Regions from separate parts of the Homo sapiens genome. Here all the other regions are linked to region 6. Evidence: chromatin loops called from intact Hi-C (ENCODE). Cell type or tissue: heart left ventricle. All regions are shown on one strand. Region 1 overlaps USB1 (U6 snRNA biogenesis phosphodiesterase 1). Region 2 has its middle 47 kb from the start of GINS3. Region 3 has its middle 12 kb from the start of LINC02137. Region 4 holds the start of GINS3 (GINS complex subunit 3). Region 5 holds the start of CSNK2A2 (casein kinase 2 alpha 2). Region 6 has its middle 13 kb from the start of NDRG4. Region 7 overlaps CFAP20 (cilia and flagella associated protein 20).

The links. Peaks named below come from ENCODE experiments on the same cell type or tissue, not always from the same donor. Only the 100,000 strongest peaks of a DNase experiment are listed, where the experiment ranks them.
Region 1: a loop joins it to region 6, with 5 times the contacts of the local background. A loop is called at or near these places in 22 of 110 quality-filtered maps.
Region 2: a loop joins it to region 6, with 7 times the contacts of the local background. A loop is called at or near these places in 109 of 110 quality-filtered maps.
Region 3: a loop joins it to region 6, with 2.8 times the contacts of the local background. A loop is called at or near these places in 7 of 110 quality-filtered maps.
Region 4: a loop joins it to region 6, with 2.4 times the contacts of the local background. A loop is called at or near these places in 14 of 110 quality-filtered maps.
Region 5: it touches region 6 in a loop (2.4-fold over the local background); 5 of 110 quality-filtered maps call a loop at or near these places.
Region 7: it touches region 6 in a loop (2.5-fold over the local background); 6 of 110 quality-filtered maps call a loop at or near these places.

What each region holds. Positions count from the first base shown.
Region 1 is chr16:58,019,211-58,023,210 of GRCh38, forward strand. It overlaps USB1 (U6 snRNA biogenesis phosphodiesterase 1), which reads left to right. Exons shown (of 7, transcript NM_024598.4): 7 at 931-2,408. The coding sequence ends at 1,035. Among named protein-coding and RNA genes, the nearest start is that of MMP15, 4.5 kb to the right of the region's middle. In heart left ventricle, a CTCF peak has its summit at 1,642 (motif pointing right); DNase peaks (open chromatin) are centred at 1,631, 2,131 and 3,641; H3K27ac peaks cover 481 bases.
Region 2 is chr16:58,343,776-58,347,775 of GRCh38, forward strand. No RefSeq gene overlaps it. Among named protein-coding and RNA genes, the nearest start is that of GINS3, 47 kb to the right of the region's middle. In heart left ventricle, a CTCF peak has its summit at 1,968; no DNase peak of the experiment used is centred here; H3K27ac peaks cover 1,325 bases.
Region 3 is chr16:58,407,546-58,411,545 of GRCh38, forward strand. No RefSeq gene overlaps it. Among named protein-coding and RNA genes, the nearest start is that of LINC02137, 12 kb to the right of the region's middle. In heart left ventricle, no CTCF peak of the experiment used is centred here; a DNase peak (open chromatin) is centred at 2,044; H3K27ac peaks cover 2,711 bases.
Region 4 is chr16:58,390,792-58,394,791 of GRCh38, forward strand. GINS3 (GINS complex subunit 3) reads left to right here and starts at 1,680. Exons shown (of 3, transcript NM_022770.4): 1 at 1,680-1,996. The coding sequence starts at 1,811. RefSeq lists enhancers at 1,319-1,896, 1,503-1,992, 1,897-2,473. In heart left ventricle, no CTCF peak of the experiment used is centred here; DNase peaks (open chromatin) are centred at 1,630 and 2,070; H3K4me3 peaks cover 1,751 bases; H3K27ac peaks cover 1,091 bases.
Region 5 is chr16:58,196,476-58,200,475 of GRCh38, forward strand. CSNK2A2 (casein kinase 2 alpha 2) reads right to left here and starts at 1,631. Exons shown (of 12, transcript NM_001896.4): 1 at 1,158-1,631; 2 at 258-369. The coding sequence starts at 1,261. It also overlaps the pseudogene RN7SL645P. RefSeq lists silencers at 1,065-1,134, 1,535-1,804, 1,855-1,984. In heart left ventricle, a CTCF peak has its summit at 1,669; DNase peaks (open chromatin) are centred at 1,074 and 1,716; H3K4me3 peaks cover 2,220 bases; H3K27ac peaks cover 194 bases.
Region 6 is chr16:58,485,479-58,489,478 of GRCh38, forward strand. It overlaps a transcript of NDRG4 not described here. Among named protein-coding and RNA genes, the nearest start is that of NDRG4, 13 kb to the right of the region's middle. RefSeq lists a silencer at 2,093-2,444 and an enhancer at 2,354-2,513. In heart left ventricle, a CTCF peak has its summit at 2,434 (motif pointing left); a DNase peak (open chromatin) is centred at 2,373; H3K4me3 peaks cover 318 bases; H3K27ac peaks cover 2,762 bases.
Region 7 is chr16:58,119,686-58,123,685 of GRCh38, forward strand. The region is part of intron 1 of CFAP20 (cilia and flagella associated protein 20); the gene reads right to left. Among named protein-coding and RNA genes, the nearest start is that of CFAP20, 7.7 kb to the right of the region's middle. In heart left ventricle, CTCF peaks have their summits at 2,409 and 2,609; a DNase peak (open chromatin) is centred at 2,436; H3K27ac peaks cover 467 bases.

The sequences.
Region 1 (4,000 bases), 470 kb before region 6:
GGCCCCTGGACCAGCAGCTTCAGTGTCACCTGAAGCTTATTAACAACACAGATCTTTGCCCCCACCCCCACCAAGACCTAAGAAATCAGAATTACATTTTAACAAGATCTCTGGGGATTTGTGTGCACATTACAGTTCTAGGGAGCACTGCCCTAGAACACTGATCTGCGAGGAGGCTGCAGGCTTTCCCTGAAGTCCTAGCCACTTGCCCAGAGGTCAGAGGCTTGGGCCTGGCACTGAAAATGGGTGAAATGTACCAGGGGTAAGGAACATCCAGCCCCCAGAGTCTATCAGATTTTGATAAGTAGCTGAAAGATTCCACTTTCCCATCTGCGCCCTTGGAGGAGAACCAGCAAGTTACATGAAGTGGTAAGCGGCGGCTGATACTCCAGCCCTGGTTGGGGAGACAGTAGGGAGTGTGGCCATGCGGGAAGATTGGCCTAGAGTTGCCAGCACTTCTGTTTCATAAGAGAAGCCAGAAACCTAGATTTTTACATGTAATCTGTCAGTTTTCAAATGTCAGCAACTAATTTGGATGTTTAAAAAACATTTTGCAACCAAACCAAACGTGCAGGCTGGATGCAGCTGTGGTCCCTCGTTAAGGAGCCACCTTGCGCTTGGCCTGATGTTGCTGGAGGTGGCAAAGAGCTCTAGTTTGGGCTCCGGCAGACCTGGGTCCCAGGCCTGGTTTTATTGGTTTCTGTGATCCAGGGCTCTGAGCATCTGTGTCCTCATCTGTAAAGTTGAGATGATAGGACCAACCTCAGAGATTACAGAAGTGATCAGACAAGATCACCAATGCAGAGCCTGGAGCCTGCAGCCTCAGCCTCGCCCAGCCTCTGAAGTTGGGTGAGCTGGTTTTGTTTGCAGTGCCCTGTGGGTCCCAGATGCCCCTTAATGTGACTGTCCTCCCCTGGCTGCTGTTTTAAGGCAATCGTGGATGGGTTTGAAGATGCTGAGGTGCTGCTGCGCGTGCACACTGAGCAAGTCCGCTGCAAGTCTGGGAACAAGTTCTTCTCGATGCCTTTGAAGTGAGCACCAGAGGCCTTCCTCCTCCAGGGCCCTCTGCAGACCAGGCTGAGATGGAGGAACCTGCTAAAATCGATGGAGATGCTTCTAGCCTCCCAGTAGGAGGCCCCAGCCATGCCTTCAACCTGGCAGGAGGTGTAGCCACTCCTCATCCTCCCTGAGTGCTGATATTCTCTCTCTCTCTTTCTCTTCCTCTTCTTTCTCTCTCTTCTCCTCTCTTTCTCTCCTCTGTCTCTCTTCCTCTCCTCTCTTCCTCTCTTCTCTCTTCCTCTCCTCTCTCTCTTCCTCTTCTCTCTCTTCCCCTCCTGTCTCTCCTCCCCTCCTCTCTTCCTCTCCTCTCTCTTCCTCTCCTCTCTCTACCCCTCCTGTCTCTCCTCCCCTCCTCTCTCTTCCTCTCCTCTCTCTCTTCCTCTCCTCTCTCTTCCCTTCCTGTCTCTCTTCCCCTCCTCTCTCTCTTCCTGTCCTCTATCTCTTCCCCTCCTCTATCTCTTCCTCTCCTCTCTCTCTTCCTCTCCTCTCTCTCTCTTGCTTTCTTCTCTCTCTCCTGTCTCGGCTGTTGTGGGTTGCAGGTTGGGTGCTGCTGTTGTGGTCCTTCCCAGAAACTGCCAGTAGAGGGCAGCCTGGGCATCCTAATGCTTACTCTGGTTGTTACACAAAGAAAATATTGGGGTCACTGGCGAGCCCACCCACACTCACCAGAATCTCCACTGTAGTCCCCCTAACAAACAGCCCTTCACTTCCTCTCCCACTTCAGCAATTTGTATTTTGATGCCATTGGCCTCAGATCAGAGTGTTTTAAATCATCACGCCCTGGCTTATCCCTGGTCGAGCCAGGACACGGGGTGCTTCAGTGGGTCTGTCACCCTCTCTCCTTGAAGCATGTTGCTTTTATTTATTTACTTTTACTCTCACCCTGCTCCTGTACCAGCAGGGGCCACTTCAAAGCCAAGGTACAGGGTGATAACTTGTGGTCCAGCATCAGTTTTCTCCACTTCTTTCTCCCACTCACCCCCAGCAAGGTGCCTGGGGAGACTTGAGCAGATGTTTCATTTTGGCCTGGCCAGTGGCTGAAAGCCAGGCCTCCAATGCACTGTGACCTCTGGCTTCCCCAGCAGCTTTCCCAGAGAGGCAGAGGGGCCTTCCACAGCCCGGGTTCTCCTGCTGCCTCCTGCCTGCTGCAGCTGCAGGCATTCTGAGGGGCAACGTGGAGGAAGGGCCAGGGATGCATGGGATTTTAATTGTTTCATCACACCTTCCCCGTGGCAAAGAAACAGTCAGTCCTCTTCAGGTGTCTTCTGGATTTCTGGTGATGGACAGAGAAATCTTTTTACAGTTTCAAATTATGTTCAACAAATAAAAATTGCATTTTTTATTTTGGATCTTTTTTGGACTACTTGTATTTAACCCAGTGAAAAGATGACTGTCACCTTCCCCTACCCTGTCCAGCTGTGTCTCACAGTTTGGGAGGATTCTTGGAAGTCTCTGCTGTGACTTCCAAGATGGCCTCGAGAGGCATTAATGATGCTTCAGTAAAATAAGGGTAGGGAGGGGTCACCCAGCCTGCCAGGTGTACACACAGAGTTCTCACATAGGACATCTAGCCTGGAGCTAGGTGGCAGGGGTCACCACCCTCATCCCTCACCCACATAGGCAGACATTGAAGCCTTATACTGCTGTGACACTGAGCACTTCCCAGAACCTTCTCGTGTCTTCCTCCCAGTATCCCCTGAAAGGTAAACAGGGTGGGAATGTCTAGTCCTCTGTTACAAGAACAGGTTAAGTGACTTGCTTGCATGAGAAATAGGGCCGTACTCAGCCCTAACCTCAGGTCCTGTGCTGGGGTGGCCCTGATCCAGCCCTGCACACCACCTCGTGGTCAGGCCTGGCATCTGGGTGGGGACATAGGGCTTCAGGGAAAGGTGTGGGGAGAGGGGCCTGTTGCCCAGGCTCCCATGGTGGCCCCTGCAACCCCACCTTTCCTGAAAGGGGCAGCCTCCCAGCCACTGCACTGAAAGACACAGGCACATTCTGTGCCTTGTTCCTGCTCCCCACCGCATTGATCTGCTGACTCCGACTCATCATTAGTCTGGTTCTTCTGGAGAGGAGGAGGATGCCGGGCATACTTTCTGGCTTGCAAGCAACATGGCAACTCCGGCTGTGCAGCCTGCACTTAACTGACACCTGCCCTGTGCCAGGCCCTGAACTGGGCACTTGGTGAACCAGACTAGGTCTACCCTCTGGGTGCTCACAGCAGGGCTGAGCAGGCAGGGAGCACAGAGAAGAATCCCCATCCTCAACATGGTACTTCCCCAGACTTGGGTACTGGCTCCTATTGGGAGGGGGGCAGGTGTGAGGTAGGGCCTCCATCAACAAGCCCAGGAAGAGGGACTGGGCCATTCCCCTGGGGGAGGATGTGGCTGGGGAGTCTGTCTGTGCTGAGGATGGAATTTGAGTGCAGCAACTTTGAGAAATGGGCCAAGATCAATAACTGGCTCCTCAATGGAGAATGGAAGGTGGCAATGGAGGAAGGAAGCAGGAGTCTCGCTGAGGGGGAGGGGTGGGCAGGCTGGGCCTGAGGAGGAGGCTGGCGGCAGGAGCTTGGCGGGCACCCAGACACTGAGTGTGCCTCTGGAGCAGAGTAAGCCCGTTGAGCGAGCGCTCCCGCTGACAGTGCAGAAGCAGCCGGGGCTCTTCCATAACAGGAGATTCTCCATAAGAGGAGAAACATGGGAGACAATTCTGGAGACAGAGGGAAGACCAGAGAAGGCTGCGGTCCCCCCCAGGGAGGCTGGCCCAAAGAAATGCTCTTGATGAGGATTTTATCGCACCAGGGAGAGTACAAAATCAACACATCTGGCCTCGGTGTCCTCAGATGTTCCCCGCAGGGCAGGGAAATCATCTCACGCCTGTTTGGCTGATTTCCACCTGGCACTCTCCAGCGCCTCTCCAGACCACCCCAGCTTTGTTTCCA
Region 2 (4,000 bases), 140 kb before region 6:
TCATTTCACACTCCCACCAGCAGCCCACAAAGCTTCCAATTTCTCCACATCCTCATCAACACTTATATTCTGTGTTGGGTTTTTGCTTGTTTGTCTGTTTACTTTTCTTTCTATAATAGACCTCCTAATGGGTATGAGGTGGTATCTCATTGTGGTTTTGATTTGCATTCCCCTAATGGTTAATGACACCAAGCATCTTTTCATGTGCTAAACGGGTATGTGTCTATGTCTTCTTTAGAGAAATATTGATTCAAGTCCTTTGTCCATTTTTAAATCTGGTTACTTGGTTTTTTTGTGGTTGAGTTACAGTGGTTTTTAAAAAATGTTCTGGATATTAGCATCTTTTAAGATATATGATTTGCAGACATTTTCTCCCATTTCATTAATTTCCTTTTCACTCAGTTGATAGCATCCTTTGATGCACAAAAGTTTTAAATTTTTATTTTAGCCCAATTTACCTGTTTCTTCTTTGTTGCCTGTGCTGTTGGTATCACACCCAAGAAGACCCTGACAGTCTGACAGTGTGATGCGGTCCCTTAAAATGAGCTGTCACCCTAAAATATTAGAAATTCTAATAAGAGAGCCTGGGCCAGCCAGTTATATAGGTTTTTCCAGAAAGTACAAGTTGTTCCAGAAAATGTGAAAGTGTGTGTCCCAACTCTCCTGGTCAATAGATTTGGCTTACAGGATCCGTGTAACATGTTTTCGTTACTGAGTGCAACTCTGTCCTTCTCAGAATATCTTGTCAGAGCAGAAGGGGGCAGATGAGGTCCTACAGACACAATTAATAACACAAAAATGTTGGGCAAGGTCATCTTGGAAAAGGTTGTTACTCTTGGAATTTTAATAGGCCCAACTGTATTATAAATTGTATCTGAAAGACACAACAACTATGTAGAGTACAATTTACTCTTCAAAATACAATGGAGGATTGAGTGAACATGCAACTGTAACCACAGGACAGGAAGGGAGGCCTGAAATATGCTCTGATGGCAACTCTGTGCTTATCTTGGTATCAGAATGATCACATGCTTTAGGCCGGGCAGGCGCGGTGGCTCACGCCTGTAATCCCAGCACTTTGGGAAGCCAAGGTGGGCTGATCACTTGAGGTCAGGATTTCAATACCAGCCTGGCCAACGTGGTGAAACCCCGTCTCTACTCAAAATACAAAAGTTAGCCAGGTGTGGTGGCGTGCACCTGTAGTCCCAGCTACTTAGGAGACTGAGGCACGAGAATCGCTTGAACCCGGGCACGAGAATCCCTTGAACCGGGAGGTGGAGGTTGCAGTGAGCCGGGATCACGCCACTGCACTCCAGCCTGGGTGACAGAGTGAGACTCCATCTAAAAAAAAAAACCAAAAAACAAACAAACAAACAAAGAATGCTTATAAGCTTCAAGTTCGATATCCAGAACATTCTGCTTAACCCCTAGGGTATTTATTTTTGTCACCTGTTTCTGGTATTCATAAGGTATCTTTGTCTACTGTATATGATTTAAAGAAGTTTCTCTTATATTTTCCCCAAATTTGAAAGCAGCAACTTTCCGTTCTGTGGACCTGTGTGAAAATGTCAAGTTCACACGAATATGAGACTTAAAATACAGATACATTCTCAAGTCATCAAAAATATGTAAAGGGTCAAAACTACATTTTTAAATTATATTCTGATTTGGAGTTTTCAAACCTTCAAAAATCACAAGTCATTTTTTTAAAAAGTCCTGAGCCTTTACACTAAAATGTAATTTGACCTTTTTCAAACATGAATTTTACTATATATAGAACAGAGATTCATAAAGAAATTTATGTGCGTTATACCTAGTGATTCATATTAATGGCGAGTTTTGAGAAAAGAGTAGTAACATTAATAATATTTCGGAGTCAGGTTAGAGATCAAGATTACAATAATTTTTTTCCTTTTTTTGATGTTGCAGCCTGTCCAAATCAAAACAAATATATTTTCCACCTATAGATGGCAATATTTGTACAATGAGTTTATCTTAATTAAAGGAAGATTATTAGAAATAATCTTGATGTAAAGATCTTCAAAGCTTTTTATAATGGAAAACTTCCAGCATACCCAAAGGTAGACAGAGTAGTATAATGAACCACCATGCTCCCACGATCCACGTTAACAGTTACCATGGCCAGTCTTGTTTCATTAACCTACATCCCCTTCCCCTCCATCTGGATTAATTTGAAGCAAATCCCAGACTACTGCAAAATTAAAATAGAAAAATAAAGTTATGATACCACCTGCAAAACACCTTCAAGGAATTCTGTTGGTACCCATAGAATCCTAAAAATAAATAAATGGCCAAATAAGAAACAAACAAAAGCAACCCTGCTGCAATGAAGATAAAAAACACTGAATGCCGGCTGGGCGCAATGAAGATAAGAAACACTGAATGCCGGCTGGACATGGTGGCTCAGGCCTGTAATCCTAGCACTTTGGGAGGCCGAGACGGGCGGATCACGAGGTCAGGAGATGGAAACCATCCTGGCTAACCCAGTGAACCCCGTCTCTACTAAAAATACAAAAAAAATTAGCCAGGCGCAGTGGCTGGCACCTGTAGTCCCAGCTGCTCGGGAGGCTGAGGCAGGAGAATGGCGTGAACCCAGGAGGCGGAGCTTGCAGTGAGCCGAGATCGCGCCACTGCACTCCAGCCTGGGCGACAGAGCGAGACTCCGTCTCAAACAAACAAACGAACAAACAAAACACCGAATGCCATAACATTTTATGATAAAACTTTATGTCTATCACACACTGTAAGAAGGTTTGTATAAGTACAATGTATACAGGTAAAATAAAAAGGTAATACTTTAACTTTTTAAAAGCAATTACTAGGCCTGTCGCGGTGGGCAAGCCTGTAAACCCAACACTGGAAAGTTGAGGTGGGAGGATCACTTGAGGTCAGGAGTTCAAGATCAGCCTGGCCAACTTGGCAAAACCCCGTCTCTACTAAAAATACAAAAATAAAAGCAATTACTAACTTACAGAAATAACAAAACACCAAATGACAGAATATGTGACATGCACATCCTTCTTTGGGGTTTTAAAAGAAATGACAAGGTCCAATTATAAATTTAAAAATTAATAATAAAAATTTTTAAGTGAGAAGACCAAGTTAGAAGCCCCTGCAGAGTGAGTGATTAGATATAGAAAGGAAATCCAAGGAAGCAAGGAGAATGGAAAATTACTGACTTGTTAGAACAAAGCAGTGACAGCTGCTGGCTCTAAAATTAGGAACGGAGACAAGGAATTTTCAGAGCACCACCAAACAAATCACAAAGGCACAATTCACCCAGCACCTTTCAGAAAGATTTTTAACTCCTAAAAGAATACAAGGCAAGCGACCGCCAGGTTGATCATTCAGGGGCTGTGTGCTTCCCTAAACCTTGCTGCTTACTGAGTCCAGGGTCGTTTCTCTACAGAGGGCTGCCCTTGAATGACAGCTCGGATGAAAACCAAGGGCAGACAGGATGCACCTCTTTAAAGTCTTTTATGTTTTCTATGCTTTTCTGAGATTTTGCTGATTTCACAGACAGTCTAGAAGTCTAGCACACACTACTTACATTTTCATCATACTCTTTGAGCTTTTCCAATCCTAACTCTGGGAATAAATTGATTACCCATAGACCTTTAGTTGCCCAGGTACCACACCTTCAGGCACCTGGGTGGCAGATTCTTTAACGCATCTGAAGAAGAAACTTAGCCAATTATACTTTTAAAAATCCCTATGTGATAATCTGTAAACACAGCAGTCGTGCCCTCAGGATGAACAAAGGGCAACTTCAACAGCCCAAGATCTGGCTTCTGTTTGGGCCTCTGTCCTGGAGTGACTGAGGACCTCAGACAGGACACTCAGGCCTTTAGTGTCCTCTCCTAAGAGGGGGTAGCCGTACTTGCCCTAAGTCACAGGGAGACCAAGGAAACAAAACATCATAAAAACACTCTGAGGCTGGGCATGGTAGCTCATGCTGTAATCCAAGCACTTTGGGAGA
Region 3 (4,000 bases), 78 kb before region 6:
GGGAGGCTGAGGCAGGAAATCACTTGAACCCAGGGGACAGAGGTTGCAGTGAGCTGAGATCACACCTCTGCACTCCAGCCTTGGTGACAGAGCAAGACTCTGTCTCAAAAAAAAAAAAAAAAAGTCATCTTTACCCTGCTAATCTGATGTTGAATTTCTTTATTGCTTGCATGGCAGAAATAATTTGTTTCTTATTTTAAATAAAAAGTCCACCTTCTCCCTAAGAATTCTGAGCATCTTACAGAGCTTCTCACTAACCTCTCAGCACCTCTGAACCCGAGGTTTCTGGAATACTGTGCCTGAACTAGTGAAACCGGCATGCAGAAGCACTGAGTGACTCAAGTTCAAACAGCAGTCAGTTCCACTCTGTGTCTGTCTGTTCTGTCCCCCTCCCATCCTTCAAGAAACCCCAAGAGAGCTTTTTTTTTTTTTTTTTGAGATGGAGTCGCTCTGTGGCCCAGGCTGGAGTGCAGTGGCGCGATCTCGGCTCACTGCAAGCTCCGCCTCACAGGTTCACGCCATTCTCCTGCCTCAGCCTCCCGAGTAGCTGGGACTACAGGCGCCCGCCACCCCACCCTGCTAATTTTTTGTATTTTTAGTGGAGACGGGGTTTCACCGTGTTAGCCAGGATGGTCCCGATCTCCTGACCTCGTGATCCACCCGCCTCGGCCTCCCAAAGTGCTGGGATTACAGGCGTGAGCCACCGCGCCCGGCCCCAAGAGAGCTTTTGTTCTTTATGCTCGAAACAATTGTGTCTACGTGAAAATGTAATATTTTAAACTGAGCTTGGCAAAAGAAAATAACTGCAGAGGCCATATATATATTTCTCAAACAGATATTTTTGTGTTCAGGAGAAAAATCTATAAAATGTAAGGTAGATGCTTAACTGTAAGAATTTTTTTTTTTTTTTTTTTTTTTTTTTTTTTTTTGAGACAGAGCTTGCTCTGTCACCAAGGCTGGAGTGCAGGGGCGCGATCCCAGCTCACTGCAACTTCTGCCTCCGGGTTCAAGCAGTTCTCCTGCTTCAGCCTCCTGAGTAGCTGGGATTACAGGTGTGTGCCACCACGTCCAGCTAATTTTTGTATTTTTAATAGAGACAAGGTTTCACCATGTTAGCCAGGATGGTCTCGATCTCCTGACCTCGTAATCCACCCGCCTCGGCCTCCCAAAGTGCTGGGATTACAGGCATGAGCCACCACACCAGGCCAACTGTAAGAACTAGTCTAAGAAATATAATTTAAACATTCCTTATCTAGTGAAGGCAGATTTTTAGGTCATTTTATTTTATTTTTGAGACAAGGTCTCACTTTGCCACCCAAGCTGGAGTGCAGTGGCCCAATCACAGCTCACTGCAGCCTTGACCTCCCAGGCTTAAACAATCCTCCCACCTCAGCCCCCCAAGTAACTGGGATTACAGGCATGTGCCACCATGCCTGGCTAATTTTTGTATTTTTTGTAGAGACGAGGTCTCAGTATGTAGTCCAGTCTGGTCTCAAACTCCTGAGCTCAATCAGTCCACCTGCCTTGTCGTCCCAGAGTGCTCGGATTACAGGCATGAGCCACTGTGCCTGGCCGATAAATTTTTAATATTGAGTACACATAGAAACAGTTGTTTGAAAGATAATTAAGTAAATGTTCTAAACCTAAGGAAAGGTATCTGAAAGCTGGAATTCTGTTGCTAAATCTGTGTGTGTGTGTGTGTGTGTGTGTGTGTGTGTGTGTGTGTGTGTGTTTTGCTAACTCTTGATATTATCCTTTTGAATGAGGAGGAGAAAATTTCTCATCCTTAATAGTAACAAATAAAATGTACAGTGAATCAAGGACAAGTCTGGAAAAATGTAGAGTCACTCTTTTCCTGAGAGCAAATGACTAATATAGGTGACAGGCCCAGCCTGCTTTTGTTTGAGCTCATTTTGTTTTTCTAGGCTTCTGCTTTTCTGCCTAGTTAATCAAAGGAGACACAGTGCAGCCAGACACAACTTGCTTGCCAAGCAACCTTACTTTAGTATAGCAGCATTCTCCTCCTGGGCTACGCTGTCCCGTTGCCAGCCTTGTGGTCTAGGGAAAGCTGCAAATGAGGACACACCCAGAAACAGAGGTCTCCTTTCTGTATCTGCTTTTTCAAGATCAAGTCAAATCAACAAAGTAAGCATGATTTCATTAAACTTTTTTTTTTTCTCGAGGCAGTGTCTCGCTCTGTCACCCAGGCTGGAGTTCAGTGGTGCAATCTCAGCTCACTTTGACCTCTAACTCCCAGGCTCAAGCGATTCTCCCACCTCAGCCTCTGGAGTAGCTGGAATTACAGGCATGCAGCACCACACTGGCTAATTTTTTTTTTTATTTTTTGTAGAGACAGGGTCTCGCTATGTTGCCCAGGTGGGTCTCAAACTCCTGAACTCAAGTGATCCATCCATCTTGGCCTCCCAAAGTGCTGGAATTACAGATATGAGCCACTGCACCCAGCCAAACTTTTTATTTTAGAAATAATTTTAGATTTATAGGGCAGTTGTAAAGGTAAGACAGAGAGTTCCCATATATCCTTCACCCAACTTTCCCTAACGTCCTACATAATCATGGTACATTTATCACCACTAAGAAGTTAACATTGCTACAACACTTTTAACTAAACCATGGGCTTTATGCAGATTTCAACAGATTTTCCATAAATGTCCTTTTCCTGTTTCAGAATCCAATCCAAAGTCCCACATTGCACTTAGAGGGCAATTATTTTTTAAAGCAAAACTGCATCAGACTCTTTGCTACGTTAATTCAGTAGCTCAGCTTATTGGAAAGGTGTCACTGCATTAAGGCAGGCGCACTGGGGCCAGTTGGAGCTTGCATAGGATGAAACTACTGGTAAGCTCATCAAGAAGAGAAAGAATATTTGCTTTTCTTTCTTTTTAATTTAATTTAATTTTTTATTTTTATTTATTTATTTGTTTGAGATGGAGTCTTGCTCTGTTGCCTAGGCTGGAGTGTAATGGCACAATCTCAGCTCACTGTAACCTCTGCCTCCCGGGTTCAAGCGATTCTCCTGCCTCAGACTCCTGAGTAGCTGGGATTACAGCTGTCTGCCACCATGCCTGGCTAATTTTAACATTATTAGTAGAGATGGGGTTTTGCCATCTTGGCCAGGCTGGTCTTGAACTCCTGACATCAGGTGATCCACCCGCTTCGGCCTCCCAAAATGCTGGGATTACAGGTATGAGGCACTGTGCCTGGTCGAATATTTGCCTTTCATTGAAATTTTTACTTTTCCCCTAGTACTTGCGACTGACGGGAAAAGGCCTCTGATTTTACTTAGAACTTTTAGCATTCTTTCTCTTTGACAGCAATAACTTGATTTTCTTCTCCTTTCTCTTCTGGCACTCTCTAGCTAATTTTCTCTGTGTCTAAATGAGTTTAAAACAAGCATGGCTTTCTACACCAACATGATTAAGTGTCAGCATAGCTCTGAAAATAGTGCCTGGGAACTGCCAGTGTTTCAGAATTCATAATGGTGCACATGGAATCAGCTCATCCTGCAAACATCTCCCACCCGTGGCTCAGGACAAAGAAAAAATCAGGCCGAGCGAGGTGGCTCCTGCCTATAATCCCAGCACTTTGGGAGGCTGCAGCAGGAGGCTAGCTTGAGCCTGGGTGTTTGAGACCAGCCTGGCCAACATGGTAAGACCTCGCCCCTGCAAAAAATAAAACATTAGCTGAGCGTGGTGGCTCATGCCTGTGGTCCCAGCTACTCAGGAGGCTAAGATGGGAGGACTGCTTGAGCCCAGGGAAATTGAGGCTACAGTGAGCAGTGAGAGCGCCACTGAACTCCAGCCTGAGTGAAGGGAGTAAGACCCTGTCTCAAAAAAACAAAAAGAAAAAGAAAAGAAAGAAAAGGAAAGAAGAAAGAAAAAAGAAAGAAGAAAGAAAAAGAGAAAGAAAAAGAAAGAAGGAAGGAAGAGAGAAAGAAAGAAAAAAGAAAAAGAGAAGAAAGAAAGAAAGAAAAGGAAGGAGG
Region 4 (4,000 bases), 95 kb before region 6:
TCCAATTGGTTGCCAAATACTGCCCACTGAACAGCTTCCAAGCATCTAATCTCTCTCTTCTTTATCTACTGCTGGAATTCTCTTCCTGAAGCCCAGATTTATGTTATTATTTGCCTTACATTTTCCTCCCATTTTCTATGGAATGGCCTAACTCCTTAGAATGGTACCAAGATTTTCCACAGTTTGGCCATTCCTTTCCACCCCACTGCACCTTGTTTTCATTGTCCTCAGAATTTCATTTATAAAGGTGACTGGGTGATGACAATCAATGAGTTAGTGGCCAATGCCTTTGAAAATTTTATTATAGTTCTCAAGAGAAGGGGCTGTGCCTACGGCCACACGAGAAAGTATTAGGGTCAATGAGGAGGTAGAGAGAGCGAGGAGAAAGCCCAGAGCCTTTATTGCCGTGGGAAGGAATGGGCGAAGCAGGGAAGGGAAGTCTGAACAAGCTTAGGATTGAATAATTTGAATAATGTTGGCAAGCTCTGGGATATAGAGGTGAATTTTAGTTGTCTGGTACTTGGCCATGGGGTGGTTTATTACAGTGACTTGGGGCAGGGAAAATATTGGTGTGTGAGATGGATAAAGATGGTGTGGGGATATAGGCTTGGGTTGGTTGGTTTGTAAATGAAAGGGGTGTTCACAAGCAAGTTGTTTGCTATCTCTAGGAATTAGCTAACTCTGAAAGGGGCAATTCCTCCCCAGGTCCCCAAGGCCCCAAGATGTCAAAGCATCATAAAATACAGAAAACAGAAACTAAAATCCATGGTTAATACACACCTCCCTTCACACACACCCTTTACTCCCGGCTCCAGTAGCCCCAGAAATGCTCTAGACGAAGTAAGTTCTGTAGTGCATCTCTCAACAATATGCCGCCACCCATAGCCCTGGCTGAGGAGAGCCACCAAACCTGGTACTATGCGACCATGGTCCTTCCCCTGGTCACTGGATAGTGATCGCACCCAACACAGGCACCCCCATCTACAGGGTGGCTGGAGATCTATGACCATTGTGGCGTACCTGGACCAATCAATAAACTGGACCAATTGGATTTCCATTTTTAGGGATTTAAATTCAGAGCCACAAAAGGAGATTGTCAGTTGATGATGAGCTAAGACACCCTGAAGTATACTCACAACCTTAGCAAGCCATGTGCAGTCTAGTGCTCCACCCCTCTACCCACCCCGTCCAACCCCCACCAAAATACTAACAAAATACAACACACTAGTTCATCATCTAGACCATAATAACTCGCTGGGGATAGTGCTGGAAGTTTTTGTTTGTTTAACATTTCTTTCAAATACTAAGATTAACGGAGTTGCATAGTGAAAAAAACTGTAGGAAAGGGTCGGACTTAGGCCTGGAGTGAAGGGCACAAGATGCTTTTATTTTAAACCCCTAAAAGTGTTGCAAAGTGTTTTTAATTTCATATAAATAGTTAAGGATCACATGAACACAATCCAGTACAAATGGGTCCAGGAGCTTCAACGAGCGTTCCAGCTTCTTCGTAACGTTCCCACACCGTGCAGCAAGCGGAGGGAAGAGAACTTCCGGCGCCCCCACCTACCGCTCCCCAGCCGTGTCCCGCTGCTCTAAATCTGCAGACTTGATCGATTGCTTCTGCCTGGGCGGTACCGCCCGAATTGACTGCTCCTGTCTGATGCGTCCCCGGGCGCGGGAAACGAGTTTCAATCCACTTTCCTGACCCCAACCATCCTGCCCAGTCTCCGCTTCCCCGTCTTGTACACCCCTAACTCCTGAGGCTCCTCCGAATCACGCGAGTGGAAGCGGAGAAGCTCAAGTGGCCGCCATGTCAGAGGCTTATTTCCGAGTGGAGTCGGGTGCGCTGGGGCCTGAGGAGAACTTTCTTTCTTTGGACGACATCCTGATGTCCCACGAGAAGCTGCCGGTGCGCACGGAGACCGCCATGCCTCGCCTTGGCGCTTTCTTCCTGGAGCGGAGCGCAGGCGCCGAGACTGACAACGCGGTCCCACAGGTGAGCCTTTGGGTGCGGGGTCCTGCCCGGAAAGACTGCAGCTCCCGGCGGGCCCCTCGGCCCTGGGACGCCGCATCGGGGCGCGCTGCCCTTTGGGATTTGTAGTTTTCGAGGAGCCAGGGCCGAAGGCGCTAACGACTTCTCGGAAACTCCGCGGGGGTCCCTTCGCGCTCGGGGTGGTCTCCAGACTTCTTGTTCGCCATCTGTGGTGAAACTACATTTATCCTAGGTCGCCAGGCAGCCTCCAACATTGATTTCTTTTTTGAAACTGTCCAAATTAGTGTCTTCCCCCTACCCCATGCAACGTGTGTTGAATGCTTAAAGATTGGCTCCAGCTGAATACTTAAGAATTAGAGTTCTGATCATGTTTGCCTTAAAACAGCTTTGGGTTCTGTAAGAGCATGTGATAAGTAGGAACCCCAAGTTGCTAAATTCATTCCTCCATAATGATGACAGGATCAGTAAGCCCTACTGAGGCTTACTTAGTGGCAGCATGGTTGGGTGTGGGGAGTAAGCTTTTCCCTTTAATCCTTCAGCAACCAGAAAGGCTGGGTCACTTGGCCAGGGCTTCAGTTAGTGGTGAGCTGGGATTCGGAACCCAAGGCCATATGGCTTCAAATATAAAATTGTCCCAGGAACATGGCTTGTAATGATTAATTTGGATATCCTGTTTCACCTAAGTTTTGTATAGAACGATGTTTATTGTTTGGTCTGTTTGTTTCAAGTTAATTTTTATCAAAGTAATACATAACCAACGTTTTAAAAGTCAAATAGGCCGGATGCGGTGGCTCACGCCTGTAATCCCAGCACTTTGGGAGGCTGAGGCGGGCGGATCACGAGGTCAAGAGATCCAGACCATCCTGGCCAACATGGTGAAACCCCATCTCTACTAGAAAGCTGGGTGTGGTGGCCGGCGCCTGTAATCTCAGCTACTCTGGAGGCTGAGGCAGGAGAATTTCTTGAACCCAGGAGGCAGAGGTTGCAGTGAGCCGAGACTGTGCCACTGCACTCCAGCCTGGCGACAGAGTGAGACTCCATCTCAAAAAAAAAAAAAAAAAAAGTCAAATAGTACCAAAAGATTTATAAGAAAAAAAATAGCAGGTCCTGCCTTCCTTTTCCCACTTCCCCCTCCAAGTCCACAGGGCTCATGTACCTTTTTTAGTGGTGTCTTCAAGATTCATCTTCATATTTCTAAATAATATTCTTAAACTTACCTTGTTGGGTTGTTTTTTTTAATGTAGACATTATCTGTTGACTTCATCCTAGCAGATGAGGATTTCGTTCCCATACACACTGGTAAACATGGCGCTATGCTGCCCATACTTAATTCATATTTCCTTAGTTTTTAGTTAATGCCCTTTTTCTATTCTAGGATTCCACCTAGGATACCACACTGCATTTAGTAGACATGTTTCCTTAGCCTTCTCTTGGTTGTGACAATTAATCAGACCTCCTTGTTCTAATGACCTCGACGGTTTTGTGGAGTGGTGGTCAGGTATTTTGTAAAATGTTCCTCAGTTGGAAATCTTTGGTTTGGGGGTAGTTTTGTTTTTGGTTTTGTTTTTTTGTTTGTTTTTTTGACACGGAGTTACCCTGTCATCTAGGCCAGAGTGCAGTGGCATAATCTCAGCTCACTGCAGCCTCCTCCACCTCCTGGGTTCAAGCAATTCTGCCTCAGCCTCCCAAGTAGCTGAGATTACAGGCGCCCACCACCACACCCAGCCAATTTTTGTATTTTTAGTAGAGATGAGGTTTCACCAGGTTGGCCAGGCTGGTCTGGAACTCCTGACTTCAAGTGATCCACCCAACTCAGCCTCCCAAAGTACTGGGATTACAGGCGTAAGCCACCTCGCCCAGCCTTCTTTGTTTTTGTTTTTTATTCTTTTTTTCTCAGCATTAGACTTGATTATCAGCTTTAGGGAGGAAGACCACAGAGGTAAAGTGCCATTTTCATCACATATTAAGGGTGCCTACTATCAACAGGACTTTGTACTGTTCATTTGA
Region 5 (4,000 bases), 290 kb before region 6:
GCTGGGCGTGGTGGCATGCACCTGTAGTCCCAGCTACTTGGGAGGCTGAGATGGATCACTGGAGCCCAGGAGTTGAAGGCTGCAGTGAACTATGATCTGCACTCCAGCCTGGGTGACAGAGTGAGACTCTGACTCTAAACAAATAAATTAAATTAAATTCAAGCTTGCATTGCCCATTATAGAATGTGACTGGGGTACCTTACAAACTTTTGCCCTGTGGGGAGGAAAATGTTACATACCACTCATAGGACACTCACCTTCAGGATTTTTACAACCACTCTCTCATTGTTGGTGATATTAATGGCCTCAAATACTTCACTATATTTTCCCCGACCAAGTTTTCGAACCAGTTGGTAATCATCTTGATTACTGTAAAAGGAAGACACACACATAAATGCCAGGACTGGGGGTTAACCAAGCCTATGCCCACTGTACACGTCATTCAGCCGCTTCCACCAGGCAAACACTTGGAAGTGTCTATACATCACGTCACAACTCATTCCCTAAATGAAAGCCACGACATAATCTTGGCTCCCTTCACTCTGCAGAGCTCCTAACCTAATTGGTCTCTCCTAACTTGGGAAGATGGGGCAGGAAGGCAACGCTCTGAGCCAATCCAGAGGGGCGAGCAAAGCACCCGTCCTGAAGGCCTAGAGGGTGCCCCCTGTGCCCCGCGGCTCCCCAGCACCTGCTTCTCGTTTCACATCTTCAAGGTAGACAATGCCTGTTTTAAAAATCTGGACGTCTTTAAGAAATTTCCTCCCACCACCTCATCTCAGAAAACCTAAAAGGCAGGGCATTTTAATAGCTCCAAAGGACAGCTGTTGACTTCCCACCCCAGTGGAAACCCAGAAGTGTGAGGAAGGGCAGCTCCCTCACTTCCACCCGGCGTCGATCCCTGGACCCCACACTTCTCCCCGAGTAAAAAAGCATTCCTTGGGGGAAAGGGGTGCGCAAAGCGGGGAGAAAGGGACGAAACGGGGGTAAAGGGGAGGGAAGAGGAAGACGAGGACATGTGCGAGAGCGGGACCTCTGCCTCCCTGCGGGCCCGCGGAGGGGTCGGCGGGAGACACCACCGGGCCCGAGTGCGGTTCGCAGGGGGTGGCCGGGCGGGGGCAGGGATCAGCGGGCCCGGCGGGGGGCGGCGACGGCTTTACCCCCAGCTCGGGACGTGAGCCTCGTAGTCCCAGTACTCGCGGCTCCTCAGACTGTTCACCTCGGCGTAGACCCGGGCCCTGCTGCCCGCGGCCGGGCCGGGCATGGCGGGCGGGACCGGGGGGCGGCGCGGGGCGCAGAGGGTGGCGGCGGCGGCGCGGCGGGGGACGCGGGGCGTCGGGCGGAGGAGGCAGCGGGCCGCCGGGCGCTGGAGGAGGAGGAGGAGGAGCGCGGCGGCGGGCGGCCGCGCCAGGCCGGGCCCGCGGGGGCGGGCGGGCTGGGGGCGCGGGGGGCGCCGGCCGAGCCGGCCCGGCCCTGGAGCGGCCGGCGGGGCGGCGGGGCGGGCGGCGCTCGCGCTCCGCGGCGGTCTCCGCTCGGCTCGCGGCCCCCAGGAGGCGGCGGCGGCGGCACCGGCAGCGGCAGCCACCGGCCGGGAAAGGGGCAGCGGCGGCGGCAGCGGAGAAGAAGGAGGAGAGGAGGAGGAGGCGGAGGAAACCCGGAAAAGGGGCCGCGCTCACTGGGAGCGGCCGCCGCCCGGCCTGGGGCCGCCCAGGCTCACAGCGCCCCCTGGAGCGCGGGGGGACCCGCCGGGCGGTGCCGGCCCCGCCCCGGCCCCGCCCCGGCACGCCCCGCCGCCTACCTCGCGCCCTCCGCCACCCTCGCCCTCCCGCCGCCACAGGTCGGACTGTCCAAATCGCCTCACCCTCGGGCTGGCTTGACTTCACGCCACAGGAGCCCCCCCTTCCACTGGCCGTTGCCCTAGAGCCCTCGCCCGCGACTCCCGACCCTTTCACTGTCCTTGGAGACCCTATCCCCAGCCCTGCACTCACCCAGCTTTTACCCACCCAACACATCCCATACTGACCCTATTCTGACCCTCCTGTCACCCAAACTGTCAAGTCCCTCCCCAGGGCCTCACTCAAACCTCAGAACCTCCCCCACCTCAATACTTCTCCCTTCCCCCGAGACATACCCCTCCTTCCCCCTCTGGACCCTGCCCTGTTAGGGTAGACTCCTCAGTCCCCAAGGCTTCCTACCCCCGTCATTCAGAGTGCTCCTCACAAAACCTTTCTACACTTCCCCCAAATGCCCTTCCAGAGCCTTCCCTGAATATCCACTTTGGTCACTTGGTTAAGCTGGCATTGACCAGGTTGTGCCACTGCAAAGTTACAATTTTTCCCTTTGTGATTAATAAGTCATTTGTGGGGAGAGACTTTGAGAGTGTAAATCTCCTGTTTGTGTTTAGGAGGAGGGAGAGCAGGAGAATTGCAAATCCGACCTGAAGGGACAGGCTGGGTTGGGGATGTGCCCAGAGTAGGTGGTCAACTGAGCTGGCCTGGCTTCCAGTGCTGCCTGCAGCCTTGAACACCCTTCTCCTTTGATCTTCTAGGCCTTTCTTCTGTCTTCCTTTCCCATCCCTCATCCTTTATCGACAGCACCTCTGCACCCAGTACAGGTTGCTTTCATTCCAGTCCCTTTTCACATTCTGTTTTCTGGATGAAACCCTGGGCCTTCCTGCTTGACACAGCTAAGAGCACAGTCTGTGGAGTCAGATCTATCCAGCACTGCTACTTAGAAGCTGTGTGACCTTAGGGCAATTACTCAACCTCTCTGTGTCACAGATTCTACAGCATAAAACCAGTAATAACGCTCACTTCACAGGGCTGCAAGGAGAATTAAACAAGGTAAACCATGTGAAACACTTAGGATGGTGTTCACTATTAGGATAGCATGTGTTCAATATGATTATTTCCAGGCCTAGGGCCTTTCTCTGCTCATTCCTCCCTCCCTGAGACCACCGTGCATCCGTCTTTTGGTTCCTTCTATCCTCCAAGCTTAACTAGGAGCCACCCCCAACCCCTCCACCCCACCTTCCCAAGGGTGTCTCCTTTTTCCTATTCAAATTTCACCTTTTTCTTTATTAGTAGTATTTTTTTAGAAATAGGGTGTCTCTATATTGCCCAGGCTGGAGTGCAGTGGCTATTCACAGGCATGATCCCACTACTGATCCGAACAGGAGTTTTGACCTGCTGTTTGCCACCTGGCAACCTGGTGGTCCTCCAGCCCCAGGAGGTCATCATAGTTGATGCCAAACTTAGTGTGGACACCTGATTGGCATTGCACACTACAGCCCAGAACTCCTGGGCTCAAACGATCTTCCCACCCCAGCCTCCTGAGGAGTTGGGACTACAGGCATGCCTCCAGCTCAAGTCTCAGCTTAAAGATCACTTTCTCTAGAGTTGATACTTCTCTATCTCAGCACCCTATCCACGTCCTTCATCAAACTGCATATCTTGTCATTATTTGTTTCCTGGGTTATTGTCTGTCCCCTCCTTTGTAAAAACAGCACAAGAGCAAGGACAGAGTGTGGGCGCTCACCACTGACTCTCCCAGCATTTGCCACAGTCAGAGACCTTCAGTAAATACAGTGCTACCCCACAGATGACTTAGGAATTACCAAGGGGAAACGAGGTCACCACCTTACCCATGGTCCAAACTTCTCATCAGTAGGGAACCAACTGATCCTCTGATGTGATGCACTGAGAAGGGACACCTCCCCCATGTGGTCCTCCTGCCAAAACATTTAACCTGAATCTAATGATAAGGACACCATCAGACAAATCCAAGCTGGGCGACATTCTGCCAAACAGCTAGCCTGAGTTCTTCAAAAAGTCAATGTCACTAGGAGAAAGAAAACCAAACGAAACCCTAGATTCGTATTCTTGTTACTGAAGACTTAGAGACATAATTAGATGAAGTGTATGATTCTGAATTAGAGTCTGGATTTTTTTTTAAAGTAGAAAGGAAAGGAGGGAAAGAGAAAGAATACAGCTCATATTGGGCT
Region 6 (4,000 bases):
GGGATACCCCAGGGCTACTAAGGGGTTTAATTGAGATGGGTGTTCAGGAAGGCAGGTGGCTAAAATGTCCTGATGCGGAAGAGTTTTCCAAGGAGGGGACCCCTCTTTCAGCTCTCCCAGCCCCCACACCCTGGATGGATGGGTGAGTGTGCACACATCTGAAAGGATGGAAATGGGAGCGGGAGAGCCTTGAGGATGCCTTTCTAAAAATACAGCCCATCTGCATTGTGTTAGCTGGTTTCCTCGGAAACCACTGGGAGCCGGGACTCCAGCATGGCACGTGCACAGGGACCCAGGCCTGCTTTTTCATTTATTGTAACAGGAATTTTCCCATTATATTAAATAATATTTTATTATTGACACACAGTTTATCTTGTACCCTATTGATGGACATTTTCTTCCAATTTTTTTCTGTGTTATAAATGGCACTGTGGTAAGAATTCTTATAGATAAATTATTTGTTGCCATCTCTGGTTTCCTTAGGCAATTTCTCCACGGGAGAGGATTGCTGAGTCTGAGAGTATGAACCTTTTAAATAGTTTTAATTCATTTGTAAAACTGCCCTCCAGAAAGATATGTCCATTTATATACTTACAAGCCATATAAGAAGGTGCCTGTTTCAGTGCACCTTCGCTAGCGGTGTAAACTTTGCCAATGCCATTGGCAAAAAAAGAAAGAGCTATCCATTCATTCATTCATTTGAGACACGGTCTTGCTCTGTCACTCAGGCTGGAGTGCAGTGGTGCAATCATAGCTCCCTGTAGCCTTGAACTCCTGGTCTCAAGTGATCCTCCCACCTCAGCCTCCTGAGTAGCTGGGACCACAGGCTCTCACCACCACACCCAGCTACTTTATTTTTTTCGTAGAGATGGGGCCTTGCTATGTTGTCCAGGTTGGTCCTGAACCTCTGGGCTCAAGCACTCCTCCGGCCTCAGCCTCTCAAAATGCTGGGATTATAGGCATGAGCCACTGTGCCTGGCCAAAAAAAAAAAAAGTATCTTAATTTAAATTTCTTTGACTTCTAGTGAGCTTGAATATTTTTCCATGTATGTACTGGCCAATTTAAATTCTTTTATGAATTTCTAGATTATGTCCTTGGCTAGTTTTTCTCTTGGTGCATTCTGACCTCTGCCATCCTGAAGTTGAGGGATGGTGGTGCCATTCCTAGAGGAATTGTGGGGTCCTGGGACCCTCTGTCTTCCTTCCCTCACCACTGGCTCCTACACACACACACACACACACACACACACACACACACACACACACACACACGCCTGCATGTATGACCCATTCTTCCTCTGAGGTTCAGAAACCCCTGGGGTTTCCCAGCAATTAGGGCCCGGGCCCACCCTCTGGCAGCTGAGCAGCCCCTGTGTATCACCCCTCCCTGTTGGTGGCCTGAACTGAGACCTGCACCCCCTCTTTCAACATCACTCGGCCTGCCACACCACCAGGGCCTCTACTCCCACCCACCCCTCCCTGGCCCATCTTCACAGAGGCTTGTCCTGGGAGCCCTCTGGGGAGCTCTCAGCTCTGTTCCTCTCCAGTCTCTCTATCCTCCAGAACCCCACTGTCCCCTTCAGACACCAGAGGCCCTCGGCAGGGGACTTCTGTCTGCGTCTGACCCTGTGTTTGGCCTCCCTGCACGTGCCCTTCTGTTTCTCAATAAAGGCAGAATGTTGCATGTAATTGTTTTAGGAATCATGACGTTGCTTTTCTGTTTTATTTGGAAACGTTTTAATTTTTAAGAGCAAATAATAGGCTGGGCATGGTGGCTCACACCTGAAATCTCAACACTTTGGGAGACCAAGACGGGTGGATCACTTGAGGTCAGGAGTTTGAGACCAGGCTGACCACCATGGTGAAACCCCGTCTTTACTAAAAAACACAAAAATTAGCAAGGTGGTGGTGTGCACCTGTAATCCCAGCTACTTGGGAGGCTGAGGAAGGAGAATCACTTGAACTCAGGAGGCGAAGGTTGCAGCGAGCCAAGATTACGCCACTGCACTCCAGCCTGGGTGACAGAGTGAGACTCCGTGTAAAAAAAAAAAAAAGAAAAACGGAAAAACAAATACTATAATGGTATCCCCCAAGCCAGACAGGCGGGTCTTGCAGACGGAGGCCTGGGGGCCCTAAGTGCCTGAGTGGGCTGCGCTTGGGGGCCAGGGGGACAGTGCATCTGGTTTCCGCGCTCCCGCCCCAGCCCCGACTTGCGCTGTCCTTCTCCGCCCGGGCGTCCCCGCCGCAGCAGGCCTCAACCTCGCCCTCCCTCCCTAGGCCTCCTGCTCCACGACGTGACCATGGCCGGGCTGCAGGAGCTGCGATTCCCTGAGGAGAAGCCGCTGCTCCGGGGCCAGGACGCCACCGAGCTGGTGAGTTGGAGTCGCGCCTTTGAGGTCTTAGGGCCGAGCGCGCCACCTCGTGGCCAAGAGGGAGACCGCGTGCCTTTCCTGCAGCCGACCCTCCCTAGGGCCAGCCACACCGAGAAGCCCTGTCCCTGCCTGTGGGGGGAGTTCCGGCAGGCCTGAGTGCCACCCAGACCCAGCCAGCCTCACGGTGGCTTCAGCCGTCTTTGAGGCTAAAGGCGCCACAGGAGAGTTATCCCGGCTTTAATGACGAGAAAACCGAGGCACAGAGAGGTGAACCCAGTTGGCCAAGGTCACACAGCTAGTGGGGAATGAGGCCATATCAACCCCTGTTTCTGGACAGCCCAGGAGCCCCAAGTGCTGGCTCCAGCAGGGCATGCTGCTCCTCCGTCTGTGCGCTCTTTTCCTTATCTGCCTCCCAAGCCTCTGCGGCACCTGGGCAAGTCTAACCAACAGTGCCACCCGGGGCAGTGGGACAGAGGCATCACAGGTTATGATTTTGTCCCAAAGACCCCTCCGTCAAGGGACAAGGCATTAGAGGCCAGAGTGACTTTCATGCCACCCTTTTTTGTTGTGACAACACCCTGTCCACCTTCCCTTTCCCTCCCTCCCAGTGCCGTCATACTGGTGACTGTGACACAAACCACTTTCAAAAAGTGTGGGTTCCCTGCTTGTTGGATTCTGAGGCATCAGGGCTGGGGTCCCTGCAAGTTATGCTGCCCGGACCCCCTTCTTTTACAGATGGGGAGGCCAGGAGCCCAGCCCCTCAAATCTGCAGGGCACTGTAGTCTGCCCTGCCCTGCCTCCCCAGCCTCCCATCACCAGGAGGGGAGCCCAGGAGCTACTGAGCAGCCAGGATTGGAACTGTGCAGCCAGCCAGGGATCCAGGGATCCAACCACATGAGGTTGCAGTCCTGCCCCCAGGAAGAGTACAGTGTTATCTTCCAGACAGAACCTTGAGTTAACTGATAAGGCCTGGCTTATCCGAGGGCAGCCACGGATAAGCTGCCCTGGTGGGGTGGTGACTGCACATTTTTCAAGCCCTTTATTCTAAGTTTACTTGCTCCCTGGTCTGAGCCTCCATCAGCTGCTACCCCAGGATGCTTGCAGAAGCCTCCTTGCTGGTCTTTTTGCTTCTGCCTTCGCTCTGTACCCTTTTAAAATAAGCCATGAGCTGGGCATGGTGGCTCACACCTATAATCCCAGCACTTTGGGAGGCCGAGGTGGGCAGATCACCTGAGGTCAGCAGTTTGAGACCAGCCTGGCCAACATGGTGAAACCCTGTCTCTACTAAAAATACAAAAATTAGCCCGGGCGTGGTAGTGGGCGCCTGTAATCCCAGCTACTCAGGAGGCAGAATCGCTTGAACCCGGGAGGTTCAACCCCAAGACTGCACCGCCGCACTCCAGCCTGGGCAACAGAGCAAGACTGTCTCAAAACATAAATAAATAAAAAATAAGCCATGTCACTTCTCTGCTTAACGAGCCATCTCAGTCAGACATGGGACCCAGGATGCAATCTGCACCAGCTCCCCCGCCTGTTCCCAGCTTACTTCTCTCTAGCCTCCTTGAACATGCCCATCATATTCCTAGTACATCTGCTTGGGATACACTAGCCCAGAAATTTGCAGGGCT
Region 7 (4,000 bases), 370 kb before region 6:
TCTGGGCCCCTTTCCAAGGAGATTAAGAGCACAAAGGCCTGGGTCTGTGCAGAATACGCCACTACTGCCCGCCTCACTCGCCATCTACTGTTCCCAACCTAAGTGCCCACCTCACTCGCCATCTACTGTTCCCAACCTAAGTGCCCACCTCACTCGCCATCTCATGTTCCCAACCTAAGTGCCCACCTCACTCGCCATCTACTGTTCCCAACCTAAGTGCCCACCTCACTCGCCATCTCATGTTCCCAACCTAAGTGCCCACCTCACTCGCCATCTACTGTTCCCAACCTAAGTGCCCACCTCACTCGCCATCTCATGTTCCCAACCTAAGTGCCCACCTCACTCGCCATCTCATGTTCCCAACCTAAGTGGCGATATTCCTCCTGTATTTTCTGTGGAAAACCAAGCAGATTCAGTGAAGAAGGAATTAATGAAGAAATCATTTCCAACTAATGCGAGCAGCCCTACTGATAAGAGCTGGCAGTATTCCAACAAGATGCAAACACTACTTTTATAACACACCACTAATTATTCTCAATAACATAACCATTCTTTAAAACGGGACAAACTGCAAAGAGCAAATAGACAGTTAAATTGACAGGATTAAGAAGTAACTTGGGCCTGAAAACTGCTATTGCTAAAAAGCAACATGTTGCTATTGATCCACCCTTATTTAAAGCATGCCCTCAAATTTCACATCACTCAAGCTCTCTCTGGCCAGTGTCAACAAGAGGCCTCCCTCAGTTCCAGAAAGACCAGCCAGATCTCACAGGGAGAAAATGTTAGGGAATCTGCCTTCTGCCCATCTCAAAGTTTACGACTTCCCTGGAACTCCAGCAGATATGACCTATTCAGGTCTTCACAGAAGAAAACAAAGCCGTACAATGCACACAGAAGCCAATGCAGGCTGGAAGCTGGATAGACTGTAGTATTCCTGCACTTCTGCCCAGAGGCAAGCTAACTTTTAGTTGGATTTTCAATAAATTACTAAAGAGATTTCTTTTTCTCCCAGTGTTACTAGATAACAAACACACTCACAAATTTAAGTTTTACAAAATGAATGAATGTATTCCACAAAACAAGGGAACTTGGAGGGGTCAAGGCAACTTTGTTGAAGGAATGCCCATCAGTCTCTCTAGATTTTGAACCTGGCTGGTGGTAAGACAAACTAAACAGAGCTTTTCCCCAAGAGACTGTTTAACCCCCGATGAAGAAAAACACAAGTATCCCCATGTGAAAAGTCTCCAGAGGTTTGAAATCAAATTAAGTGGATTTGTTAGTGAATTGTGATTTTTCTCCTTTATTAAGTTTAAAGGGCTGCAAATACAAACTCACTGGAAAAGAGTAGCGTGGAGGTGGTAAGGGCGATCAATCAGATATGTGCATTAGAGGGTAATTTCCCAAAGCCTCTTCTCTAGGCTCTAAAACTAGGATCAAAGGGGAGAGGCGACAGGCAATTTGGGGCAAAGGCTCCCCACCACCCTGGCCATGTGGCTGTCATTGCCTAATATTATAAAGGTCTTCCAGGAAAGCAACCGTCTCCTAAAACCAGCTTCTGAAAACAGCATACAGGAAGATACATGTCTCAGAAAGTATCAACGTCCTTTCCTTAGCTCCTTCCAGTTCAGAGGTCACTGGGCAGGCGTGGCTTTGGGATGAAGATAAAATGAACTGCTCAGCATTTATTGCTCATGGCGGAAGCAGGTTTTAACATGTTCTGTCCTTCTCTAGATCACAAAGAGCCGACTGTTTTTGATTTGTTAATTCTTTTTCATTCATGACACATTCCCACTATCAAAGTGTGGCCTATGAGTGCTTTATTCCTCAAAAAAAATAAAATAAAAATAAAAATCTAAAGCCAATATTGTTTTATTTCATTAATTTCCCCTCCCCTGCCCATGAGCTGGAGATACTCAAAGAGCTTCAGAATCCAGTTACTGGCAATTACAGATCATAATGGTTCTCTGCCTCTGCAGACAACAGAGGTGACCAAAGCTTCAGGCCAGTCTTACAATCACTCTCCCAGGCTTTCCATGGTTGCTAGGGCAACTAATAAAGAACACCGATTTCTCTCCCTCCCCGCAATGTAAGCCTCAGGGAGGTGGGTCAAGCTGAGGGAAAAAAAAAATACTACTACTGGGATAGGGAGGGAGCTGGTGGATGCTGTATATTTCTATGACTGCTTTAAAAATAACATGAGTTGTATCCATTCCCTCCCCCAACTTTCATTTTTCTGGCCCCACCCACTCAGCCTGGCAGGCAGCTGAACCCTCAGCCATCTGGCATCCTAGCTTTAATGACACATGCTCTAATTTACATTAAACCATTAGAGCTGTCCATTTCAGCAGGAAAGTTCCTGCACTGGGTTAAGGGCTGGGTTCCCAGACAGAAATTAGGCAGAGGGAGACCCCTGTGGGGAGAACTGAGCATAGCTCCGACTCAGACTCCCAGGCTCCAAGGGTCAAAGGCTTCACTCCCTTCGCTGTACTTGACAGGGGCTATCCAGACAGCAGACAAGCAACTCTGGGCATACACCAACAACCCCTAAGTCAGCGTAAGGACAATTATGTGCACAGCTAAGAAAAGGCAAGTGTAATTAAAACCCATGTCTTCGGACGGGCGCGGTGGCTCACGCCTGTAATCCCAGCACTTTTGGAGGCTGAGGTGGGAGGATCACCTGAGATCAGGAGTTTGAGACCAGCCTGGGCAACATGTGAAACCCCATCTCTACTAAAAATACAAAAAAATTAGCTGGGTGTGGTAGCGCATGCCTGTAATCCCAGCTACTCAGGAGGCTGAGGCAGGAGAATTGCTTGAATCCAGAAAGAGGAGGTTGCAGTAAGCTGAGATTGTGCCATTGCACTCCAGCCTGGGTGACAGAGCGAGACTCTGTTTCAAAAAAAAAGAAAAACAAAACCAAAAAACCATGTCTTCGTTCAATTACAGTAAAACCTGACTCAGAATAATGAAGAACATTCTCCAAGTCAGAAAAAAAGTTTTACCACCTTTATGTCCAAATACACTCAATTCTACTACTGAAAACAGCACCAATTTAATTTTTATCAACAAGGCATGCTAACTAAAAACTAGAATGTAGGAAATTTTTTCTGAAGAGAGACTTTATTTTTAAAATTAGAACAGGACATGGGAATCTAACACTATCCAGCAACAGCAGAAGACTCTGGTCTAATATTTAGTCTTGGAGTAGGGGAGAAACAGCAGCAGCTGAGAGAAAGACAGGGTGACAGGAAAGACAGACAAAGGCGTTTTCATGAATTAATGCAATCTCATCTCATGTACTTTTAGGATACTATCTTGTTTTTTTTGAGACAAAGTTTTGCTTTTGTTGCCCAGGCTGGAGTGCAATGGCACCATCTCGGCTCACCGCAACCTCCACCTCCCGGGTTCAAGTGATTCTCCTGCCTCAGCCTCCCGAGTAGCTGGGATTACAGGCATGTGCCACCATGCCCGGCTAACTTTTGTATTTTTAGTAGAGACGGGATTTCTTCATGTTGGTCAGGCTGGTCTTGAACTCCTGACCTCAGCTCGCCTTGGCCTCCCAAAGTGCTAGGATTACAGGCGTGAGCCACTGCGCCCAGCCAGGATTACTACCATTAAGACCGAAAATTGGCTGGGCGCAGTGGCTCACGCCTGTAATCCCAACACTTTGGGAGGCCAAGGCAGGCGGATCACGAGGTCAGGAGATCGAGACCATCCTGGCTAACACGGTGAAAACCTATCTTTACTAAAAATGCAAAAAATTAGCTGGGCGTGGTGGCGGGCGCCTGTAGTCCCAGCTACTCCGGAGGCTGAGGCAGGAGAATGGCGTGAACCCAGGTGGTGGAGCCTGCAGTGAGCCGAGATCGTGCCACTGCACTCCAGCCTGGGGGACAGAGCAAGACTCTGTCTCAAAAAAAAAAAAAAAAAAAAAAAAAAAAAAAAAAGACTGAAAATTACAGCATGTTTTACACAAGTATAAGTGGGAACAGAACCTCCTGGT